3 separate regions of the Homo sapiens genome follow, and all the other regions are linked to region 2. The links are chromatin contacts, found by Hi-C or POLR2A ChIA-PET in ENCODE. All regions are on one chromosome and are shown on one strand. Each heading gives the region's core, a stretch centred on a gene start or an enhancer-like site at or near the end of the contact. The rest is flanking DNA. Distances are from core to core; before and after follow the strand shown.

Evidence for each region. Hi-C counts contacts between places; a loop is a spot of excess contacts on that map. ChIA-PET counts read pairs that join two places held with the same protein, here RNA polymerase II (POLR2A). Pooled maps may share reads with other maps.
Region 1: a loop to region 2 is called in a pooled map, with 5 times the contacts of the local background. The contact joins the promoter of FOSB here to the promoter of ARHGAP35 in region 2. A Hi-C loop is called at or near these places in 4 of 50 pooled maps. POLR2A ChIA-PET finds 5 or more read pairs at or near these places in 2 of 52 experiments (GM12878 and WTC11).
Region 3: a loop to region 2 is called in a pooled map, with 4 times the contacts of the local background. The contact joins the promoter of GIPR here to the promoter of ARHGAP35 in region 2. A Hi-C loop is called at or near these places in 1 of 50 pooled maps. POLR2A ChIA-PET finds 5 or more read pairs at or near these places in 3 of 52 experiments (GM12878, OCI-LY7 and WTC11).

Annotation. Positions count from the first base shown.
Region 1 is chr19:45,466,162-45,469,341 of GRCh38, reverse strand. It overlaps FOSB (FosB proto-oncogene, AP-1 transcription factor subunit), which reads right to left and starts at 1,346. Exons shown (of 4, transcript NM_006732.3): 1 at 630-1,346. The coding sequence starts at 755. RefSeq lists an enhancer at 344-1,245 and a silencer at 1,430-1,709.
Region 2 is chr19:46,859,500-46,862,280 of GRCh38, reverse strand. It overlaps ARHGAP35 (Rho GTPase activating protein 35), which reads right to left and starts at 1,284. Exons shown (of 7, transcript NM_004491.5): 1 at 1,072-1,284. LOC124904791 (translation initiation factor IF-2-like) reads left to right here. Exons shown (of 4, transcript XM_047439803.1): 3 at 961-1,224; 4 at 1,385-2,692. The coding sequence ends at 2,056. RefSeq lists a silencer at 976-1,515.
Region 3 is chr19:45,666,692-45,669,470 of GRCh38, reverse strand. It overlaps GIPR (gastric inhibitory polypeptide receptor), which reads right to left and starts at 1,250. Exons shown (of 14, transcript NM_000164.4): 1 at 1,173-1,250. RefSeq lists an enhancer at 546-825 and a silencer at 1,206-1,365.

The sequences.
Region 1 (3,180 bases), core at 97-2,596, 1.4 Mb after region 2:
AAATAGAACGCTCCCGGGACGTCAGGGGCGGGGCGGACGAAGGGGGCGCCGCGCGCCGTGCGTGCCCCGCGTCAGACGGAGGATTCCAGCGCGTCAGCCGTTACGCACGGGTCCCCCGTTACGTCTCCGCGCAGGAGGCGGAGGCAGCGCGGCTGAGGGTTCGAGGCCCCTCTTCCCGATGGGTGGAGGGCGACCCGGCACCGAAGTGGGCGCTCCGAAGGAGGAGGAAAGGAAAAGAGACTGCTGGAAGCTTCCCCGGGATTTCCCCCACCTGCCTAACTGCGCTAGCTTCAGGTCTGGGACCCGAGCAGGGGGCAGTCCCGGGGCCGGCTCAAAGTTCTCAGCCCCGCTACCGCATACACGTTGCATTGAGCAGCGCATTACCCACCCCACCCCCACCTCGCCCCAAAGCCTACCCTCCCTGCCGCGTTCCCTCCTTGCGCTCCACGCACGCAACCAATTGCAAACATCTCCCGACTCTTTGCAGTTTGCAAAGTGCGCTGTGAGCCTTTTCCATCTCAGATCTAGGGTTCTGATGCGCCTTTTTGTGGGGGTTGGGGTTTATTCTTTTCACCCTTGACTTAAAAAATAAAACCTACAAAGCAGCACCCCTACTATCAAAAACTTACCTGGGAGGCGGCGGCGGTGGGTGGACTGCCGAAGGAGTCCACCGAAGACAGATATTGAGACTCGGCAGAGGGTGAGGAGCTGCACCGGGAGCCGGAGTCGTAGTCTCCGGGGAAAGCCTGAAACATTTCCCTGGGCACAGGGGGGCCCCTGTGACCACGCTGAGGTCGCCGGGAAGCCAAGGCTATGGCCGGGTTGGGGAAGTAAGGTGCAAGTCCGGGGTGAGCCGTGGGAGTCCCCGGTGAGCTGAGCGAGTCCTCAAAGTACGCTGTCCGGGGAAGCTCGGGGAAGGAGCAACGTCCCGTTCCAACAATGGCAAAGTTTCTGTGCAGTCTTCCTGCGGTGCCCAGGCCCCCACAGGATGCCGCTGTACCTCTTGAAAGTGCAGGCTCCGTAGGACCCAGGGGCGAGGGAGGGGTTGCTCCCCCAGGGGCAGAAAGCGCTGTCCCGCTGTACAGAATCAGCTTCAGCTACGGTCTCCTCCACGCGTCCGGCGGGTCCCACGGGGGGAGGGGAGTAATAAAGAAGACCAAAAAAAGTAAGTCGGTCCTCCAAAAGAAAATGAAGAAATATCTGGAAGAATCTTTCCAAAAACTTTCTCCCCGGAAAAAAAAAGATTAATGAAATTTCATAACCCCCAAGAAGAACCACAACAATCAAGTTTCCAAGTCTTGGTTCCGCGTGTCCCTGCCGTGGCCGTAGCTCTGAGTCTTATGAATGAAGCACAGACCCGCCAGCCTGTATTTATATGCCCGGGACCCGCCCCCCTGCTTACGTCACCCGCCCCTTGCTGGACAAACTTCCCCAAATCTCCGGCCCCGCCAAATCGAGTCCCGCACTGTCCAGCAAGAGGTCTGTTCTAGACTCGATCTGGTCACTTGCATGACCCTCGGGGCCCTGGGGGTCTCGGGGGTTGCGTTCCGGGCCACTCGGCGGGAGGGGATCCCGGCCCCGCCTTCCCGGAGTTCCTGTGACGCAATTAGCCATATAAGGAGCTCGGCCGGCGCGGCGGAGTGTTTGTTTGGTATCCTAGCAATGACGTCAGAGGGAATCCCTCGCTCGCTCGCGCGCGCGCCCGCGCCCCGCCCGCGCCTGCGCAGTGCAACGCCGCCCCGGGGGCTGGTAATAATAGGCGCTTAGACTAGCCCCGCAGGGACCCCGCTGACCCGGGCGGGGAAGACCCCAGCCTGCAGGTCCCCTTCACCTCTGGCGCCCCCACCTACCCTGTTCTACCGATGGTGCAGCGCCCCCATTCGAGAAGAAGAGCAGATCTCCAAAAGGAGACCCTGATTAGTGTGGTGTGGTCACGTAGGTGGGGAAACTGAGTCCCGAGCGGGCTGTGATGCTCAGGTGAAAGTGGAGGTAATGGAGGGATTCCGAGGCTCGTCCTGGTTTCTGTCCTGATTCGCTGTGCGAGCTTAGGAAATGTTTTCCCTCTCTGAGCTTTAGCTTTAATCTTCCCCGCTGGGCAAAGGATGTGTGTCTTGGACCCTGCTGGCCTTACAGGTCCGGCGTTTGGGAGGGATGCGGATTTGGAGGAGATGGGAAATGAAACTTAGAGAGAAGCCTCTCTTCTGATGGTGTTGGTAGCCTCTCCTTCCACCTTTTAATCCACCCGGAGACAAAGAATGTGTAAGAGGGAGGGGATATTATTATTAATTCTAATAATAATAATTAATGCCTTGTATTTGGCACTTGCCAAGCACAGCTCCTGTGCTACGCCTTTCAGTAGAAGATTTGTAATCCTTAAAACAGCTCTGGAAGGTTAAGAGAGAAAAATCTTCATTTTATAAAAGAAAAAAATGATACTCAGGGAGGTTAAATGACTTGCCCAAGATCCCATCACAAGAAATTCAAACTCAGAATTGTCAAACTCCAGATTTCCTACCCTTTCCATTTCTTTTCTGATTTCTGAGACCTGCCTGGTTGGATGAAACTCCCTGAAAAACCTGTGTCTGGGGTTTTTTTAAATGATAATGGCAATATTAGTAGCTTTCACTTGTCAGGTCTTTTTTTTTTTTTTTTTTTTTTTTTTTTTGAGACGGAGTCTTGCTCTGCCGCCAGGCTGGAGTGCAGTGGCGATCTCGGCTCACTGCAACCTCCGCCTCACCTTAGCCTCTCGAGTTGCTGGACTACAGGCGCGGGCCACCACGTCAAGCTAATTTTTATATGTTTAGTACAGACGGGGTTTCACCATATTGGTCAGGATGGTCTTGAACTCCTGACCTGGTGATCCGCCTGCCTCGGCCTCCCGAAGTGTCGAGATTACAGGCGTGAGCCACAGCGCCTGGCCTGTCAGGTCTTTCTAAGCTTTACAATCTCCTTCTTACTGCTCTTAGCATGTACTGTTGCAATCTTGGCTCACAGGGGTACAGGTGACTACCTGAGCAAATCTTCTTAGCAAATGGGGTTCATGAATCTGACGTTTTTTTTTTTTTTTTTTGACAGAGTCTCACTCTGTTGCCCAGGCTGGAGTGCAGTGCCACAATCTCGGCTCACTGCAGCCTACATCTCCTGGGTTCAAGTGATTCTCCTGCCTCAGCCTCCCGAGTA
Region 2 (2,781 bases), core at 35-2,534:
AGGCAGTCTGAGTTAGGGATACATCATTTAAGTGAATAGCAGAAATGGGAGACCTGCAGAGTCAGAGAAGGGGGAGGAGGCTGCTTCCCGGGAAGGCAGAGTCAGAAGCAAGCAGGTGAGGGGAGCGCAGCAAGATCTGAGGTCGGGCAAGGGGCAGAGCTGAGAGGCAGAAAGGTCTGGAAGAGAGGAAAGGGTCTGAATGGTAAACGGGAACAAGAGCTGAGAAGGGGAACAGGCAAGCACGGTGCAGCCAAGTCCGAGGGGATCAGGGGAATGAGCTGGGGCACGGAAGGGTCAGAAAGCCAGCCGAGGGGCATCCCGGGGTGCAGCAGGCTCTGCGAGAGGGCAGACAAGAAATGCGGGTAGTAGGGCCCACGAGGGAACGGGATTCAGTCCAAGGGGAAGACCTGGGGCAGCAGTGCCTGGCCGAACAGGGGTCTCAGATGGATCTCCAAAGGGTTGGAACCGCAGGTCCTAAAGGGACAGCTCCCAGGGTGCAACAGATTCTGAGACAGGAATAATAGCACAGAAGGTAGGTCAAAGAAGGGGCCGAGGACAGATCTGAAGGGTGGTGAGAGCAGAATCGAGAAGAGGGAGAAGCGTCACGGATCTCAAAAGTGGGAGCCACAATTAAGAGATGCAGAATGGTCAATGAGGAGAAGATGGGTCCCAGGAGCACTGCAGAGCCCGGGAGGAGCGAAGGGCATTATGGAGGGGTGGAAGGGGGAAGGGGGGCGCAGAATTGGGAACCGGTTGGCTGAAGTCGGGTAGGCTCCGAGGCAGACACCGAGATCCCAACGGGTCGGGGATGGGGGCGGCGGCGGGGACAGCAGGGCTGGGGCGGGCAGGGGCAGGTCCAAAGGGCAGGAGGGCCCCACGGGCCGGGCCGACGCGCGAAGCGACGGGGACGGCGGGGCCCGGGGGGCTGGGGGGGGGGCCGCTCCTCCCCTCCCCCTCCAGCTCCTCCATTGTTCGCGGGCTCCGGGCCCCGCCGTCCCCGCCTCCCCCTGGACCCCGCAGCGGGGCGGCGCCCGGCCTCGCCGCCCGGGGCCCGTGAGCTCGCGCACTCACCAGCTGGGCGCCCTCAGCGCGGCCCCGGCCTCCAAAATCCCGGCAGCAACGACGGGGGCCCCGGCGCCATGTTCCCCTGCTCCTAGTCCAGCGGCGGCTGAGGCGGCGGCGGCGGCTCCGGCGGCGGGGGGCCGGGCGGACCCTCCCTCGCGGGTTCCCTCCTCCGCCTCCTCCACCTCCTCCTGCCGCCGCGCCGCGGCTCTCCCTCGGGGCGGGGGGCGGGGAGGGGAAGGGGGGAGGGGCGGCAACCAGGGGGAGGGCGGACCAGCCTCGCTCACTCCCTCCCTCCCTCCCTCCCTCGCAATGGCGGCAGCGGCGGCACCTCCTTCCTGCGACGGCCGCTCCCGCGCGCGCGCCCCCTCGCTACTGCGCGTGCGCGGCGCGTGGACCGTTGCAGGGGTATAACGGCCCCTGGGCGCGCGCCGCGAAGGGACAACCAGCGAGGCAGTGGGAAGAGGTCAGAGCGCGTGCGCACCCGAGGGGCTTACTGCCACAGCCGCTGCCTGAGGTTAGGAACGGCCGCGGACGGTGCAGTGCGCGTGCGCCCCCGAAAATGCCGCTATTGCGGCGGCCGCCGTCGCGACTGAGCGCGAGGCGACTTGCAAACGAGCAGAGGGAGCGGGATGGGCGAGCGCGCGTGCGCGGGGGGCTGCCAGCCGGCGCAGCTGCTGGCGCAGGGCGGAGGGAGTGGTCCGCAGGAGCTGCGCGCGCGTCTCAAGCAGCCGATCTACTGCCTCGCGCTGGCTCCTGGAGAAAGCCGAAGGAGAGAGGCATGGCCCGGTTTTGGGGGTGGGGGGCGAAGGGCGCGATCCCGCTCGCGCGGGACCTGACCAGCCAATGGGAAGCAATGGGAGGTGGGTTTGCCGCGCGAGCCGCAGCCGCCGGGATAACGGAGGAGGCCAGAAGGAGCGACGTAACGTGGGGCGGTGGGGCGGGGCTGAGAAGGAGGGAGCGCACCAGAGAGGGAGTTGATTGGAGGATATGAGGAGGCGTGGCCCGCCTCAGCCCAATCCGAGCCCCGCAATTCGTCGTCCCGGAAGAAGAGGCGGGGCTGGAGAGCGCGTGCTCTTTCTCCTGGCTGTGAAGAAAATCTGCAGCCAACGCGCGCGTCCATGCAACTTGTTTTTGGTTCTGTGAACGACTGATCCCCAGGAGAGGGAAGACGGCCTGGTCCTGTGTGCAGCCCAAGCCTGTCACTTAGCATTGTGCAAATGGCTACAAATCGAATGTCAATTAGGGCGCCTGAAGGGAAAAGAGTAGTGATGGGAGAGGGCACCGCTGTAACCCTTGACTCCTCTGAACTGAGGAGGTGTTCCTCTGGGACTCCTCCGGAAGTACAGATCGTGGAAGATGAGCTTCCCGGGCGCCGAGCCAATATTTGTGGAATGCATGAAGAAAGGCTGTTTCCTATTACATTTGGCATTTCTGCCATCAGTCTCTTCATCTATAAAATGGGATAATAATCGTACCTCTCTCGTAGGGCTGCTGTGAAAATTAAATAGATTATATTTTGCAAAGCTCTTGAAATCATGCATTGCATACATAGTAAGCGCTCTGTAAGCGTTGATAAATAAAATTACAGGGGCTTGTTTATTCCATTAATAAAGATTTTTATATTAAAGGATGTTTCCATTGACTTTTTTTTTTTTTTTAATGTAGCACTTTTAGGGCCAGGCGCGGTGGCTCATGCCTGTAATCCCAGCACTTTGG
Region 3 (2,779 bases), core at 1-2,500, 1.2 Mb after region 2:
GGTCCCAGGGCAAGGTCAGCACCTCTGCCCTCCTACTCCAACCCCAGCGTCACCCCGCCTCAGGGATTCACACACAGGGGCAGACGGCTGGGGAGCCGTATACACGCGGGACTCCGAGGCAGCGCACCCGCTCCCGCAACTCCCAGGCGTGATGATCTGGGGGGAGGGAGAGGCACGCGGAGTGGGTGGAACTCCGGTGGTGGGCGGGGCCCCTTAAGTGATTCCCCGGCCTCCCCTGACTGTTGTTGGGGCAGCAAAGGTGGAAGGGGGGGGTGTTTGCTGAGCGGGCGGTTGCCCTAGAGCTACGCTGGGCGGAAGTGTCAGTGTCACCGAAGTCTGGACCTACAGACTCCTGGGAACCCGGGGACCGCCTTGGAGAGGAGGGGGTAGAAACCGTCAGCCTAGACCCCTTTTCTATGGGGAACTGAAAAACTTGAAGGTTTTCAGTACCCCCTAGTGGGGTACTTGAAACGCCCATCTGAGTTCCCACAGCCTGGTGGAGAACTTGAAACGCCCATCCGAGCTCCCACTCTCCAAGCCCAAAGGGTTTTCTAGCACACATAGGAACCTGACCTTACAAAACTTTCCCCGCTGGGGGTAGATAAAGCCCAGAGTAAGTGGAACAACCCTTTCCCAGCATCCAAATACTTAGGGACTAGAGAAGCGACAGATCCGGGGTTAGATGTGCAGATGCCTGGAAATCGGTCTAACGCCCGACACCCACTCACCCGCGCCCCCGCGGCTCCACGTAGAGAAAGACGGAAGCAGAGAGGATCTCAGGTCGAGCCTCAGAAGGACAGACAACGGCGTCACAGACACAAGAGACAGAAATGTAAAGACTGAGAGGCGCAGAGACGGAGGGACAGAATGAGACCCCCAGCCAGAGACCAGAGAAAAACAAACAGAGAAAGAGACGCAGATGTGGGCTAGGAGACAAAGAAGAGGCAGAGACGTGGAGGGAGACAGAGCAGGGGAAAGAGAAGTTATCTAGCAGCTAACCAGAGATGGAAACACGCAGACAGAGACATCAAGAGACAGAGATGAGCAGAGATGGTGGTGGGCACAGAGACAGAGAGACAAAGGCAGGGCAGAGAAGCAGAGAGGGAGAGTGCCAGAGACTTGAGAGGTCAAGGGGGGGCAGGGAGAATGGGCTGGGATTGGGGAGCCCTCACCTGTCCCCAGTCCTGCTCCTGGTCACTTGCTCCTGCAGCCCCTGCCACCGCTGCCTCCAACTGCCTTGTCTCGGCTCTGGGAGAGGTGACAGGCGCTGGCAGCCCGGGGTGATGGGAGGGGGCGGGGCCAAGGCGGGACAGGGAACGGAAGCGGGGAGCTCTGGGGCAGAGAGCCGAGCAGGGGGCAGTCATCAAGGTCATGAGGGAGGGCAGTTACTGAATTGTCCTTATCGTCCTGAGGACCCCTGCACCAAGTGTGTACAATCTCTCATGCTGTCCCACCCACAGGTACCCGCCCCCACCGCCACTCATTCCCAGAGCCTCAGTCACTCAATCAAACATGCAGTGTCACACACAATCCCATAGGCTGAGCCATGGAAAGGCACAGTCACAGAACCTCACAAGCTGTTACTCACACAGTCACACATTCAGTCACACCCATACAGTCCCATGGTCACACCCAGACAGCCACAGTCTCTCACTCACAGGTGGACAGTCATCCACTGTGACACACAGTCATGTACCCAGGGCTATGGACTCCTGCACACACACAGTAACGCTCACAGTGTCTCACAGTTCCAACAACACTGTCAATCACCCACACATTCACGCAATCACCGGGTTTCATCACAAACACTGTTGCCCTGCTAGCCTGTGTGGCCCAGGAGGGTAGAGCCAGGACATCTGGGTCACCACTGGGTCCCCAAAATCGTTAAGAGCAGGGGTTCAAGGAAGGATTGTCATGAAATAAATATACGCAGTATGCAGTTGTGTGGTTACTCGCAGACATAGAATTTTTTTTTTTTGAGACAGAGTCTTCCTCTGTTGCTGAGGCTGGAGTACAGAAGCATGATCTCAGCTCACTGCAACCTCCGCCTCCTGGGTTCAAGCAATTCTCCCACCGCAGCCTCCCAAGTAGCTGGGATTCCAGGCACACACCACCACAACCGACTAATTTTTGTATTTTTAGTAGAGACGGTGTTTCACCATGTTGCCCAGGCTGGTCTCAAACTCCTGACCTCAGGTGTTCCACATGTCTTGGCCTTCCAAAGTGGTGGGATTACAGGCGACAGCCACCACACCCGGCCCATACAATCCTTTTTACATTTTATTTATTTATTTATTTATGAGAGTGGAGTGCACTGGAACAATTATAGCTCACTGCAGCCTCCACTTCCTGGGCTCAAGGGATCCTCTTAACTCAGCCTCTTGACTAGCTGGGACTATGGGCATGAGCCACCATGCCCCACCATTTTATTAAAAAATAATTTCAACTTTTTTTTTTTTGAGACAGGGTCTCACTCTGTCACCCAGGATGGAGTGCAGTGGCGCCATCTTGGCTCACTTCAACCTCCGCCTCCAGGGTTCAGGAGATTCTCCTGCCTCAGCCTCCCGAGTAGCTGGGACTACAGGTGTGTGCCACCACACCCAGCTAAAATTTTTGTATTTTTAGTAGAGATGGGGTTTCACCATGTTGGCCATGCTGGTCTCCAACTCTTGGCCTCAAGCAATCCTCCTGCCTCGGCCTCCCAAAGTGCTGGGACTACAGGGATGTGCCATCACACCCAGCCTCAACTTTTATTTATTTATTTATTCATTTATTTTAA